Regions from separate parts of the Homo sapiens genome. Here region 1 is linked to region 2. Evidence: chromatin loops called from intact Hi-C (ENCODE). Cell type or tissue: B cell. All regions are shown on one strand. Links, peaks and the distances in the headings refer to the core of each region. The heading gives the core; the rest is flanking DNA.

What was found. Peaks named below come from ENCODE experiments on the same cell type or tissue, not always from the same donor. Only the 100,000 strongest peaks of a DNase experiment are listed, where the experiment ranks them.
Region 1: a loop joins it to region 2, with 2.8 times the contacts of the local background. A loop is called at or near these places in 5 of 110 quality-filtered maps.

The regions. Positions count from the first base shown.
Region 1 is chr10:62,108,186-62,113,185 of GRCh38, forward strand. No RefSeq gene overlaps it. Among named protein-coding and RNA genes, the nearest start is that of LINC02621, 150 kb to the right of the region's middle. RefSeq lists enhancers at 1,567-1,616, 1,647-1,716. In B cell, for the core only: no CTCF peak of the experiment used is centred there; DNase peaks (open chromatin) are centred at 83, 1,246 and 1,896; H3K4me3 peaks cover 819 bases; H3K27ac peaks cover 2,611 bases.
Region 2 is chr10:62,163,405-62,171,335 of GRCh38, forward strand. No RefSeq gene overlaps it. Among named protein-coding and RNA genes, the nearest start is that of LINC02621, 92 kb to the right of the region's middle. RefSeq lists an enhancer at 3,303-3,432. In B cell, for the core only: no CTCF peak of the experiment used is centred there; a DNase peak (open chromatin) is centred at 3,577; H3K4me3 peaks cover 871 bases; H3K27ac peaks cover 435 bases.

The sequences.
Region 1 (5,000 bases), core at 1-5,000, 57 kb before region 2:
CTCAACTTCCCAGGCTCAAGGGATCTTCCCACCTCAGCCTCCAGCTGAGAACTACAGGTGCATACCACCACGCCTGGCTAATTTTTTGTATTTTTTTTTTAGAGCGGGGGTTTCACCATGTTGCCCAGTCTGGTCTCAAATTTCTGAGCTCAAGTGATTCACCTGCCTCAGCATCCCAAAGTGTTGGGATTACAGGCGTGAGCCACTGCACCCAGACTTTTTCTTCTTTAAATGTCTATAGTTTATAAAAAATAAAAGTAAAAAATAAAAATAAAAAATAAAATAAAATAAAAAGTGGGAGAGCCAGGCGTGGTTGCGCATACCTGTAGTTCCAGCTACAGAGGAGGCTAAGGCTTGTGGCCAGGAGTTTAAGACTGTAGTACATGCCTGTGAATAGCCACTGCACTCCAGCCTGGGCAACATAGCAAGATCCTGCCTCTAGAGAAAAAAAAAGTGTGGAAGAGGCAGCAATAAAGAAAAAGATACCAGATAATGTTTTGACCAAAAAGATTTAAGTTCAAATGGTGGCCTGTCCAACACTGCTAGGGTCCCAGGAAGAGCTATTTCTAGAGCAGGAGACTTTCCATCAGCTCACAGATCCCCCCACTTGCCACCCATAATAATGGTTCCCCCATATGTAGCCATCAGAGAGCTTGGCTTCAGCATCAAGAGAGTTAAAATGAATGAAAGGAAATCAGGCTTAAAAGAGAATGTCATTATGATTTGTGCAAGCATTTCCTCTCTATAGATAAAGTGGAGTGAGATGGCAAAAACAGATACAGGCTCACCTCATGCTTTTCCTCCCCTCTGCTTAGTTGGGCAGACTGAGATGGCTTATATCCCTCCTACCTTCTTATGAACCCTGCATGTCCCAGGGGCCTAACCATGCAGCAGCCTTCAGCTGCATGACTCCAGGACCTGCAGGACCCCAGGAATGTGTCCTATGATCCTGGCTGAGTTTTCTCCCATCTGTCACCCATCTCCTAAGCTCTTCCTCTCCCATGGCCTTCTTGGGAAGTTCTTTCCAGTCAATCTTTACTGGTCATTCCTTGAGGCCAGCTTAGCCTCAGGCAGGGTGCAAGAGATGGTAAAACCAGTTTCTACACTTACAGAACTGCTGGATGCTTCTGAAGAGTCTCAGAAAACAATTAGGCAGCCATGTGAAAGTAAAGAGGTAAAGAATTTCAGCCAAGTAAGATGAAGCAGGTGTTGTTGGTTGGCTGACCCAATCTCCAACTCATCTCTTCTTTATCCATACAGCAAGGGGCTCCCCCACAACACCATTTGGGCAAAGAAATAAAAGCAGAAGTATCTGTGAGACTCCTAAAAAAGACCTTTAAAAAGGACAAATCCAACTGGCATGTTCTTTTGGCCTTTTGCTCCTTCCCTGTTTTTCTTCTTTTGGGAATGTGGCCATGAGGCTGCAGGTGGAGTCGCCATCTTACAACCAGTGGCAACATGTCTGAGGGTGAAAGTAACATGCTAAGGAGGGCACAGTGGAACAGAGCAAAGCTGAGTCTCCCCTGACATCCCTGGGCCACTACACTAGGCCTGATGATGCTCATCTACATGTTTCATTATGTGAGAAAAATAAGCTTCCCATTTGTTTAAGGTGCTATTAATGGGATGTTCTGTCATTTGCAGCCAAATCTGCTATTAAATGGTTAACATGGTGTTAAGAGGAAGTGGCTCTGATATAACAGAAAGTGCATGGGCTTTGGAATTGCATGATTTGGCTTCAAATTCTAGTACTGTGACTTATATACCAGGGTAAGTTATCACTTAACTTTTCTGGGTCCTTGTCTCCATAAGTAAAAAAATAGGGCTAATAAAGCTACTCAAACAGATGTCTGCAGTATCCATAGAAAGGGGAAGTGAAAGTAACTGTATATAATAAGTTCCAGCTCAATAAATATCTGATACAACTTTGTTGAGAATGTGGAAGGACATTGAGGAAGTGAGGCTTAGCTGGAATACAAATAAAGCAAGAGGAGGCAAAATGTAATTCAGAAGAAGTAGAGTATGGGAAAAGATTGAGAAATTTCAACAAAAAGGTGTAGTAGGCAAATCATCTTGTCTCTTTAAATAGACCTGAAATCTAGTCTCCCATAGAAACCTCAGGCCGAATGCAACTGTGGCCCAGAAGAATGAGAGAAGAAGGTATCCTTTAGCCCAGGGCTGGAAACCCTCCAGAGAATTCCCAACACCAAAAAGGAAAGAAATATCCTCATTAACATTTCCCTTCTCGTCTTCCTTGTTCCTTTTTCTGCTTTTCCTCCCTCCCTTCCTTTTTTCCTTTTTCCTTCTTTCCTAGATCAAAATTATTTCAAAACCATGGAAGGCAGACACAGTTTGTTCTGACTCACAGTGGATAGAAGATAGGGCCTGGATTTTACACCTTCTAATCTATTTTAGACACAAAGAAAATTTCTGCATTCTCCTATTCCCTCCCGCAAAGAAAAGGCATCACAATGTAGCCCCTGGATGTCAAATAAAGAGTCAGGAGCCCTCGGTCCTGCTCTGTGTATGTTCTTGGATGGTCTCCTAACCTCCAAATTTCAATTTTCTCATTTATCAATTGGGAGTATGAGGAAGGGGGCGGGCAATAGGGGAGGAGCTACCTAGGTAAGCTCTCAAGTTCCTTAACTTCTATTTATTAGCTTCTTGCAGTCCCTGGGGCGATAAGAGAAGGTTAAATTTCTCATTAATCCTATAAATATCTATGGAGCACCAACCCTGTACCAGGAACTGGTTTAACCACCGGAAATACTACTATGAAAGAAATAGATGGCATCCTATATCTTGATGAAGGAGACAGAAAATAAACACACAAACAAAGAAATTGGACAATTTCAGAGAAGCAGTGAAGAAGAAAATACAACTAAGTGATGGAATAGACTGACTGGGAATGAGGGAGCTACTTGAAAAGAGATGGGTCAGGGAAAGTCCTCAATGCGATGTAAACTTTGTGCTTAGCTGAAATGAAGTGCCAGCCTTGCCCCTCTCCTGGCAGGACTCCGGCCTGATCTTTGGGTACTCAGACTCATTCTCAGTGCAAACTTGTTTCTTTGAGCCTCTTGGTTCCTGAACAATATCCCCAGTCTATGATCTTAATGGGCTCACACTATGGGTCTACATGGCCCATTGGAATATTCAAAGTGGGTACAGTCAATCCCCACAGTGGCCAAAGGAGAAAATAAGGAAGCCAGGAGCTGTGCAAGCCAGTCCAGGAAGACAGGCAGAATATAATGCATTTCTGTTTAATCTACTTTTTATCTCATCTTTTTGATTTTTTTAAGTGGGGATAGGGTTTTCTTTACAATGAATATGATATATTGCGTGCATAACAATAATAGTGTATACGTAACAGTGCTTGCTGGTACTTAGACATTGTTCAAAGTGCTCACATGTATGAACTCATTTAATTTTCATGACAACTTTATGAGGTACATACTGATATTTTCCCCATTTTACAGACGAAGGAACAGAGGCACTGCCAAGTAAGTGATTTGCCCAGCTTGTGAGTTGCAGAGCTGGGACTTGGAGCTAGGTAGTCTGATACCACAGTAACTTCTTTTAACCAATTATGCTGTGCACCTTCATGTATGAAATGTGTTTGTTTTAAAGGATATCTGTAGTTTACTGGAGATTCAAGTCCAAAATTTTTAGAACTCTTTTTTCAAAAATACTGGTGAGTGTGACAGTGTCCACAAAGTCAGACAGACCCAGGTTTCAATCCCTATTAAAAAAAAAATATTGGCCAGGCGCAGTGGCTCACACCTGTAATCCCAGCACTTTGGGAGGTCGAGGCGGGCAGATCATGAGGTCAGGAGATCGAGACCATCCTGGCTAACACGGTGAAACCCCATCTCTACTAAAAATACAAAAAATTAGCCGGGCGTGGTGGCGGTCGCCTGTAGTCCCAGCTACTCGGCAGGCTGAGGCAGGAGAATGGCGGGAACCTGGGAGGTGGAGGTTGCAGTGAGCCGAGATTGCGCCACTGCACTCCAGCCTGGGCGACAGAGCGAGACTCCATCTCAAAAAAATATATATATATATATATATATTCATGACATTTGTTAAAGACAGTAAGCCAGACTATTCAAGGGAGACTACTACAATGGAATTTTGCCAGGGGGGAGAGATTGGCCTCAACTCTGAATACAACAATGAAAAGTAGAGATTTATAGCCAAGGGGCAGGGTAGGGTCAGTGGATGGAAAATTACTAACAGTAAACATTTTATAAGGGTAAACAAGGGGTAAGGCAGATTCTGGCTAAACCTACTTGACAAGCTTCTTGCTGAAGGAAGGCCAGGGTGAAAAAATATCCAGAGATGGGGATGAGGAATTTCATCAGATATCAAGGGTGGGGGATATTTGCTAAACTGACCCAACAGGATTCTTACTAAAACTGGACTAAATAGGCCAAGGACAAAGCCTTCAGGGTGAGGCCTCATCAAAAAGATGACTCAGAGGAGCCTGATTAAAGTTTGGTTAAGGAGAGAATCTTGGTTATCCCCAACATTGTTGCCTCCTAGCTGTGTAAACTTGAGTGGGTTAACTAACCTCTCTGAGCTTCAGATTTCTCATCTTGAAAGTAGATATTATACTATCTCCCCTACACATTGTAAGGACTAAATGAAATAATGCTCAATAACTACAGGTTGAATGTCTCTAATCAAAAAACCTAAAATCCAAAATACTCCAAACTCCGAAACCTTTTGAACACTGACATGATACTCAAAGGAAATGCTCGTTGAAGTATTTCAGATTTCGAATTCTTTGGATTTGGGATGCAGAATCAGAACGTATATGTAATGTAAATATTCCAAAATCTGAAACATTTCTGGTCCCAAACATTTCAGATATGGGATACTCAACCTGTACTTAGCACATGGTCTGATCTAGTAAGCATTACCAATATCACTGTTAATGTGAAAGCTCTTGCCAGGGAATCAAGTCATTCCTGATGAAACCGAGCACTTGAAACTCTTAAATG
Region 2 (7,931 bases), core at 1,568-6,567:
GACCAAAAGTAGACCCACATGTAGAAAATTAGCATATGATAATTAGGCATTTCAAATCAGTAGCAAAAATGAAAATAAATTTCTACTTTACACCTAAACTGAATTATATTCCAGATGGATCGAATGTATATAAATGTAAATGTATCAAAAATCTTAAGTACTAGGAGAAAATATTGGAATATTTTTGTAATTTTGGCATTTCCTTCTAGGCAGATGATGCCTGGAATTTTTATTTAAAAAAGAAGATTAGTATCTTTTTCTACATAAATATGAAAAATTGAAAAAACACTTTAATCTAAGCTGTAAGACAAATAATACTCTGAAAAAATATTGCAAATATATGATAAACAAAAAGACCAAACCTGATATATATATATATATAACATTTATTTAGTTTTGAGAAAGGGTCTCGCTTTTTCGCCCATGCTTGAGTGCAGTGGCATGATCTCGGCTCATTGCAACCTCCACCTCCCGGGTTCAAGCTATTCTCCTACCGCAGCCTCCCAAGTAGCTGGGATTACAGGCTTGTACCACCAAACCCAGCTAATTTTTGTATTTTTAATAGAGACGGGGTTTCACTGTGTTTGTCAGGCTGGTCTCGAACTCCTGACCTCAAATGATCCGCCCACCTTGGCCTCCCAAAGGGCTGGGATTACAGGCGTGAGCCACCATGCCTAGCCCTCATAATATATTTTTGAAATTTCTGTAAATTAACAAAAATGCCAAACTACCAATTAGAATAAGAAAAGAGATACAAATATGCAATTCACAGAAAAATAAATGCAAATGGAAATGAACAAATAAATCACTGCACAATCACACTCAAAGCCAAAGGTGTACAAATTAAAAAACAACGGCTAAAAAAATTAAACTCATAGAGATAGGAGTAGAAACATGGTTGCCAGAGACTAGGAAGGGTGGGACTCGGTAGGGATAAAGAGGGGATGGTTAATGGTATTAACCCAGCCTGGGCAACAGCGCGAGACTCCATCTCAAAAAAAAGAAAAATACAGTTAGATAGAATGAATAAGATATAGTATTCAATAGCACCATAGGGTGACTATAGTTAAGAATAATTTATTGTATATTTTAAAATGAGTAAAACAGTGGAATTGGAATGTTCCTAACACAAAGAAATGATACATGCCTAAGGTGATGGATACCCTAATTACCCTGATTTTTTGATCATTACGCATTGTATGCCTGTATCAAAACATGACATGTACCCCACAAATATGTACAACTATGTATCTATAACACTTCAAAAAATAGGGAATATCACATTTAAAGAAGAAATTAGCAAATATTAAAATGTTTGAAAAAATGTCAAGTGAGAAAACTCAAGATATTATTGGCATATGGATGGTAGTGTAAACGTTAAGCTTTTTGGGAGAGAACTCTGGCAGTAGCTATTCTAACAGCAAATGCATATTCCATTTGTTCTAGAAATTACAGGGGGAGTTATCATGTCCCCAATATTCAAGAACCTAGAACGAGTACACATTTCCCCGCTGGGTCAATTCTGCATGTCAGTCTGGTATTCAGACTCCACCATAACACAGGCCCACCTACTCGTTCAGTGCAACTTCCCCACACCAACCTGTCACCCCAAGCCTGTCAGGTCCCAAACAGCACACCTCCCACCCCCAGGCCTTTGCTCATGCTGTTTCATCTTCTCGAAGGACCTTCCCTCCTTGCTTTTCACGTCTCCCTACCTGCTTCAAGGCCCAGCCCAAGCTCCATCTCCACCAGGATGCCAGGTCCTTAGCACAGTCCCTGATATTAAGTAAGGACTCAATAAACGCAATATTTTGTTACTTTAATATTACTAACACTTACACATTTACTCTCTCAGGTTGCTCCCTAATTCTTTGGGGTATGTTTTCTTTACAATTAGGTTGAAAGTTTCTTGAAGACAAGAAATACTTTGGGCTTTCCATGTAAAGACAGTATAGTTTCCAGAGCTTTAACATCACACAGACCTTGGTTGTCCCTCGATCTGCCTTTTTCTTTCCTTTTTTTTTTTTTTTTTTTTGAGACGGAGTCTCGCTCTGTTGCCCAGGCTGGAGTGCAGTGGCGCGACCTCCGCTCACTGCAAGCTCCGCCTCCCAGGTTCACGCCATTCTCCTGTCTCAGCCTCCGGAGTAGCTGGGACTACAGGCGCCCGCCACCACGCCCGGCTAATTTTTTGTATTTTTAGTAAAGACGGGGGTTTCACCATATTAGCCAGGATGGTCTCGATCTCCTGACCTCGTGATCCGCCCGCCTTGGCCTCCCAAAGTGCTGGGATTACAGGCGTGAGCAACCATGCCGGGCCTGATATGCCTTTTTCTACTGATGGTTAGTTATTTCACCTGTAGGCACTAGCCCATAATACCTGCTAAATGCATTGTTACTAGGATGATTACAGCCGTTTACCTGCTCTCTGTATCATGGTTCCCCAGTCCCATCAATGCCAAAATAGAATCAAACTCATGGAAAGTATTCAGCAAACTCTTATTGGAAGTTGATCAGCTAGAGGTCCAAATTGTCACGCATTCTATCAAATACGCTTTAAATGACATTTTGTGTGTGTGGTGCACGTGTGTGTGTGTTTTCACTCATTCATTCATTCATTCATTCATTCATTTAACTAAGAAGAACTCTTCTTTGCCTTTAAGTGGGCTAGTGACTATTCTCAGTTTAGAACTAGCCAAAGAATCAATCTTGACCCAGTTGCTAGGAAACCCTGTCTTTGGAAAGAAGTTAAGAATCAATTTCCCCATGCTTTAAAGAACATGTATTTAAGTAAATTACTTCCTCAGAAATATTGATTCATTCCAAAAGCATTTAAATAATATGAAAAACAAGAGGGTTTTTATGTGGAAGCTGTATCTTGACAGTAAAGTAGATGTGCACTTAAGAAAATATATTTACACAGATAATCTACATCTTGTTCAAGAGAGAAAATAGACTTTAATGTAGTAATAGGACTATTTATGTAATGAACTCTCATGGGCTCTTGCATAAATCATGATTCCTGGGTTGTGTGAATGTTTTTATGTGCCTTTGTGAACTTTCATAAGACTTTGGTTATGTGATTATATCAAAGGCTGAATTTATATTAGCAAATGAAGCATTGTGAAGACATGAAGACATTTTCTAATGGAAACATCATAACCAGAAGCACATTTTCCCAAAAGATGTGTTTTGAAAAATGCTAAATCATTTTAATGGTCTCAATGTCTTGCAAAGGATTCTCTTGGTCAGCAGCTGGCTTCACATGCAATCTCGGACATCAGCAAGCCCTGCTCCAAAGAGGGATGCCAGCCAGCCTGTGAAATGTTTCTGCAAGAACTTTTGGCTGCCTTAACCGCCTAAAGCAAATGTTTGTTTGCTGCAGTACGAGAATCAAATGCTTTTGTGTGAAAACACTTGCTAGAGAAACAAATGTTTGTTTTGGTAATCGACATTTGGACTGTTGGAACATTACCACTTAAGATATTGGTTTGAGAAATATACATTTAATTTGGAAAGCACCAGTCAGGATCAAGCATGTAACACAAATCTAGGCTGTAAGGAAATGAGGTTGAAATTGGACCCAACATTTTCACTTCCCCTTGTCAGTTCTGACTAAGAAAATGGTTCCTTGATTTACATATTGCCTTATAATGTTACTGAGCAGCAGCATAAAAGAAAAAAAACTGATTTACTTCCTTCTGGAAGAGTATGACTTATAAATTATCAAAGAGAGCAGCAAGAGTGTATTTATCTAGTATTAATATTTAAATGCCATTTTCCTATTGAATGTACCACATGCTCCATATTAGTCTTTTAGATTAGACTTAGTACAAATTGATGTTTCCTAAATGGAAGATTTCTCCTTACAGTTCACTTTTGATTATCCATGCTAACTGGCAGGAGGAAAGGTACAGACACTCCAAAACAGCAGGAGATACAGAAATAAGCTTTGGCTTCTGAAAGCATTAAATTTTTTAGTAGCAAAAAGAAACTAATTACATTTTAAGGGAGAGAGATACAAGGAAGTTTGTGTGGCAAGAGTGTCATTTATACATTAAACATATTATATTTGGTCGTAGATAATCCATAATTAGGAAGTCAAAATATACTATACTGATGTCGAGGCTGATTGCTAGAGCAAAAAGGATTTTAATTTAAAAGTTTCTTTTTTTCTATACATTTTAAACTATATTTTTTGCTTGATGAAAGCCAGAAGCATATGTAAATGCATCTGATTTTTTTTTACCATTATGTTTGAGTTTTTCTCTTTCGTGAAAATAAATTGAGGATCTAGGTTCACCTGAAAATGTATGAGCTGAAACCTATAATCAAATCAATACATAAATAATAATACAATACAATTATAGCTTGAATTCTTTGTTGCTGGCCTTAGCCCTATTTGGTCTTTAGCTTAAAAGAGACTATATTTTGAAATGGAAAAGAGAGATCAGTTCAAAATAGCCAAATGTAAGAATTATTCATTAGAACATCGAGAAACATGACTTTGTATCCTGAATCCACCCACTACTGTTTCCATTTGTAAATTTCATTATTCTGTTAAAAAAGATAAGTGATATAATGCATGTATATTTGAAGTAGTACTTTGAACTCCCCAGAACTTAATAATTCAAAGTATTACAGTAAATTCTCATTTATTCTGAATCCAAACTACCAGAAAGCTGAAATAATGAGAATTTTTTGTACAATTTATAAAATGGTAATGTCCCTGGAGCATTACAAGATTCTAAATTCCTTTGAACAGTCACAGAAAGATTAAATTTTGTTCAGCATAATTTTCTGGTAAGAATGTTTGATAGAGTTCTAATTCTTTGAAGATAGTAATTAATCCATGTGTAGCCTATGGTAATTCTTTTTTAACTTCAATATAAAAATAGTATCTTTGCATTTCCAGAAAACCTTGGTCTTGTATTTCTAGCTGATAAGACCCTAAAATGTATGGCACATCATAAACCTTACAAAGGTTGAGAACAGATCACATATGTCCTACCTTACCATATTTTAGTTTATTTTTATGTTTTTTAGAGATAGGGTCATGCTCTGTTGCCCAGGCTGAAGCGCAGTGGCATGATAGCTCACTGCAGCCGCGACTGCCCGGGATCAAAGGATCCTCCTACCTCAGCTTCCCAAGTAGCTGAGATTAGAGATGAGTGCCACCAAGCCAGGCTATTTTTTTTTTTTCTGCTATGTGGCCAAGTCCGGTCTTAAACTCCTAGACTTAAGCGATCCTCCTGGCATGGTCTCCCAAAGGTCTGCGATTACGGGTGTGAGCAACGGCAGCAGGCAGGCAGGTGGTACCTAACTATAAGTGATTCAATGTGGTTGCAAGTAAAAGAAACCCACTCAAACTGGCTAAAGGAAAAGATAATATTTAGTAACGTGACACTGGGCTCTTTTATAGAACTCAAGCCCATCTTCAGGCATAAACTAGAACCAAAGAATGGAGATCTGGGAAACCCTAGAAATTTGTGCTTTTCTGTCTGTCTCTCATCTTTTCCCCTCTTCGTGTATCTGCTTTATTCTCTTCACAGTCTTCAAACCAACTTCCCCTCTTGTTCTCTCCACTACGTGGGAAGTTGGACCCTTTATGTAATTTACATCATACACTATGGGGTCAGGCTTTAGATAGACATTAACACGCTTTTGACCCTACTTGAATTGTAAGGGGAGAGTAAGATAGGCCCTGCTGGGGTCAAAATCCACACCCCATACCGCTACCCATTAACCCTTCTATCCCTCAATACACTGATCCAGGGAGGAGAGGAAGGATGATAGCCTAGGTAAAACAATAACCTAGGCTATCCTCCAATATCCTTCATGGATAGAGGGAGAAAGAGCAGTTATCAGAGAAAAGGAATCAGTGTGAGCTGAGAATCTACCAACAGTTCTCACACTTGTTTTTCTCGGAATCCCTTTATAGTCTTAAAAATTACTGAGGACCCTGAAAAGCATGGGGTTATAGTTACCAACATTTACCATATTAGAAATTAAAACTGAGAAATTTAAAACCATTTAATTTTAATCCATTAAAAATAATAAACCCATGATGTTAATACTGAGATAATTTTTTATTTTTTGAGATGGGGTCTCGCTCTGTCACCCAGTCTGGAGTGCAGTGGCGCGATCTCAGCTCATTGCAACACCAGGGTTCAAGCGATTCTCCTGCCTCAGCCTCCTGAGTAGCTGGGACTACAGGCACGCGCCACCATGTCTGGCTAATTTTTTGTATTTTTAGTAGAGACGGAGTTTCACCATGTTAGCCAGGATGGTCTTGACCTCCTGACCTCATGATCCGCCCACCTCGGCCTCCCAAATGCTGGGATTACAGGCGTGAGCCACTGCGCCTGGCTTGATATAAATTTTATTTAAAATAAATATATTTGGCTGGGTGTGATGGCTTATGCCTATAATCCCAGCACTTTGGGAGGCCGAGGTGGGTGGATCACCTAAGGTTAGGAGTTCGAGACCAACATGGCCAACATGGTGAAACCCTGTCTCTACTAAAAATACAAAAATTAGCAGGGTGTGGTGGTGCATGCCTGTAATCTCAGCTGCTTGGGAGGCTGAGGCAAGAGAATCACTTGAACCTAGGAGGCGGAGGTTGCAGTGAGCCTAGATCTTGCCACTGCACTCTAGAATGGGCAACAGAGCAAGACTCCGTTTCAGGAAAAAAATAAAAATAAAATATATATATATATATATATATATATATATATATATATATAATAAACATAAATATTTTCCAAAATAAAAAGAAATTAGTGAGAAAAGTAGCACTGTTTTACAGTTTTGCAAGTTTCTTTAATGAGTGGCTTGATAAGAAATAGCTGTACTCTCATATCTGCTTTTGCATTTACTCTGTTGTGATATGTTATTTTGGCTGAATATATTTAGAAAACTGGTTTTACACAGATATGCATTTGGGAAAGGGAGGAGTATTTTAGTAGCCTTTTCATATAATCATAGATATTCTTTTTTGTTACTATACCAAAGTCTGACAAATAATAGTTGTAATACAGAATCTGAGATCATATCAACTAACATTTTGTACTCTGTTACAGTAGTATCCATTGGTTTATCTTGCACTTTTATTCAGGCATGATCATGCACTGGCCATTTGGAAAATATTGGCTGACTGAGTTATAGAGATTTTCCAAATGTTGATACATTTTATTATGCGACGTAAAAAATCATATTTTCTAATATCACTATCAATTTATCAGAAGAGTTTTTAAGTATTAGGAAGCTGTCACATTCATGGTGACAGATACAAGTTTTCTAAAGTTCTAATTTTCACTTGAAAGAATACATTTTAGCATTGGCAACAAATACTGTCAATTTTATGTCTTATGACAGGCTGACTTCATTCATTTTTTAAAAAATGTCTGCCAAATATCCAAGTATAAATAGCCATAAGTTGTCTGTCAGTTGCACCTTCAAGTAAAAGTAAGTTTCTATTTTTTTTTTTAAAGGAGGTTAGTTGCGCTCACAACTCAGGCAACCACACAAGTGCTTCTCCTTGAAACAATTGTTCTTTGGTATGCAGAAGAAATACTTATGCATACTTCCTCTTTCACCACACAGAATATTAAAAACATGTAATCAAGGGTTACTGTTCAATAAAATTAATGATTTTTAACTGTTCCATCAAGGATATTAAATAAAACTGTCTTTTTCTTTCCCTTTGAGTGCACTTCAGTGAAGAATATGACTACTAATATAGCCTTGGCGTTTCTGCTAAGGCACCAAAAGTTTTATCCAATATAGCCTTTTTATCATCAGTGCAAATGTCAACATAATGAAGAATGCAAGTGACTTTTTTTTTTTTTTTGATACGGAGTCTCGCTCTGTCGCCCAGGTTGGGGTGCAGTGCCGCGATCTCCACTCACCGCAAGCTCCGCCTCCCGGGTTCA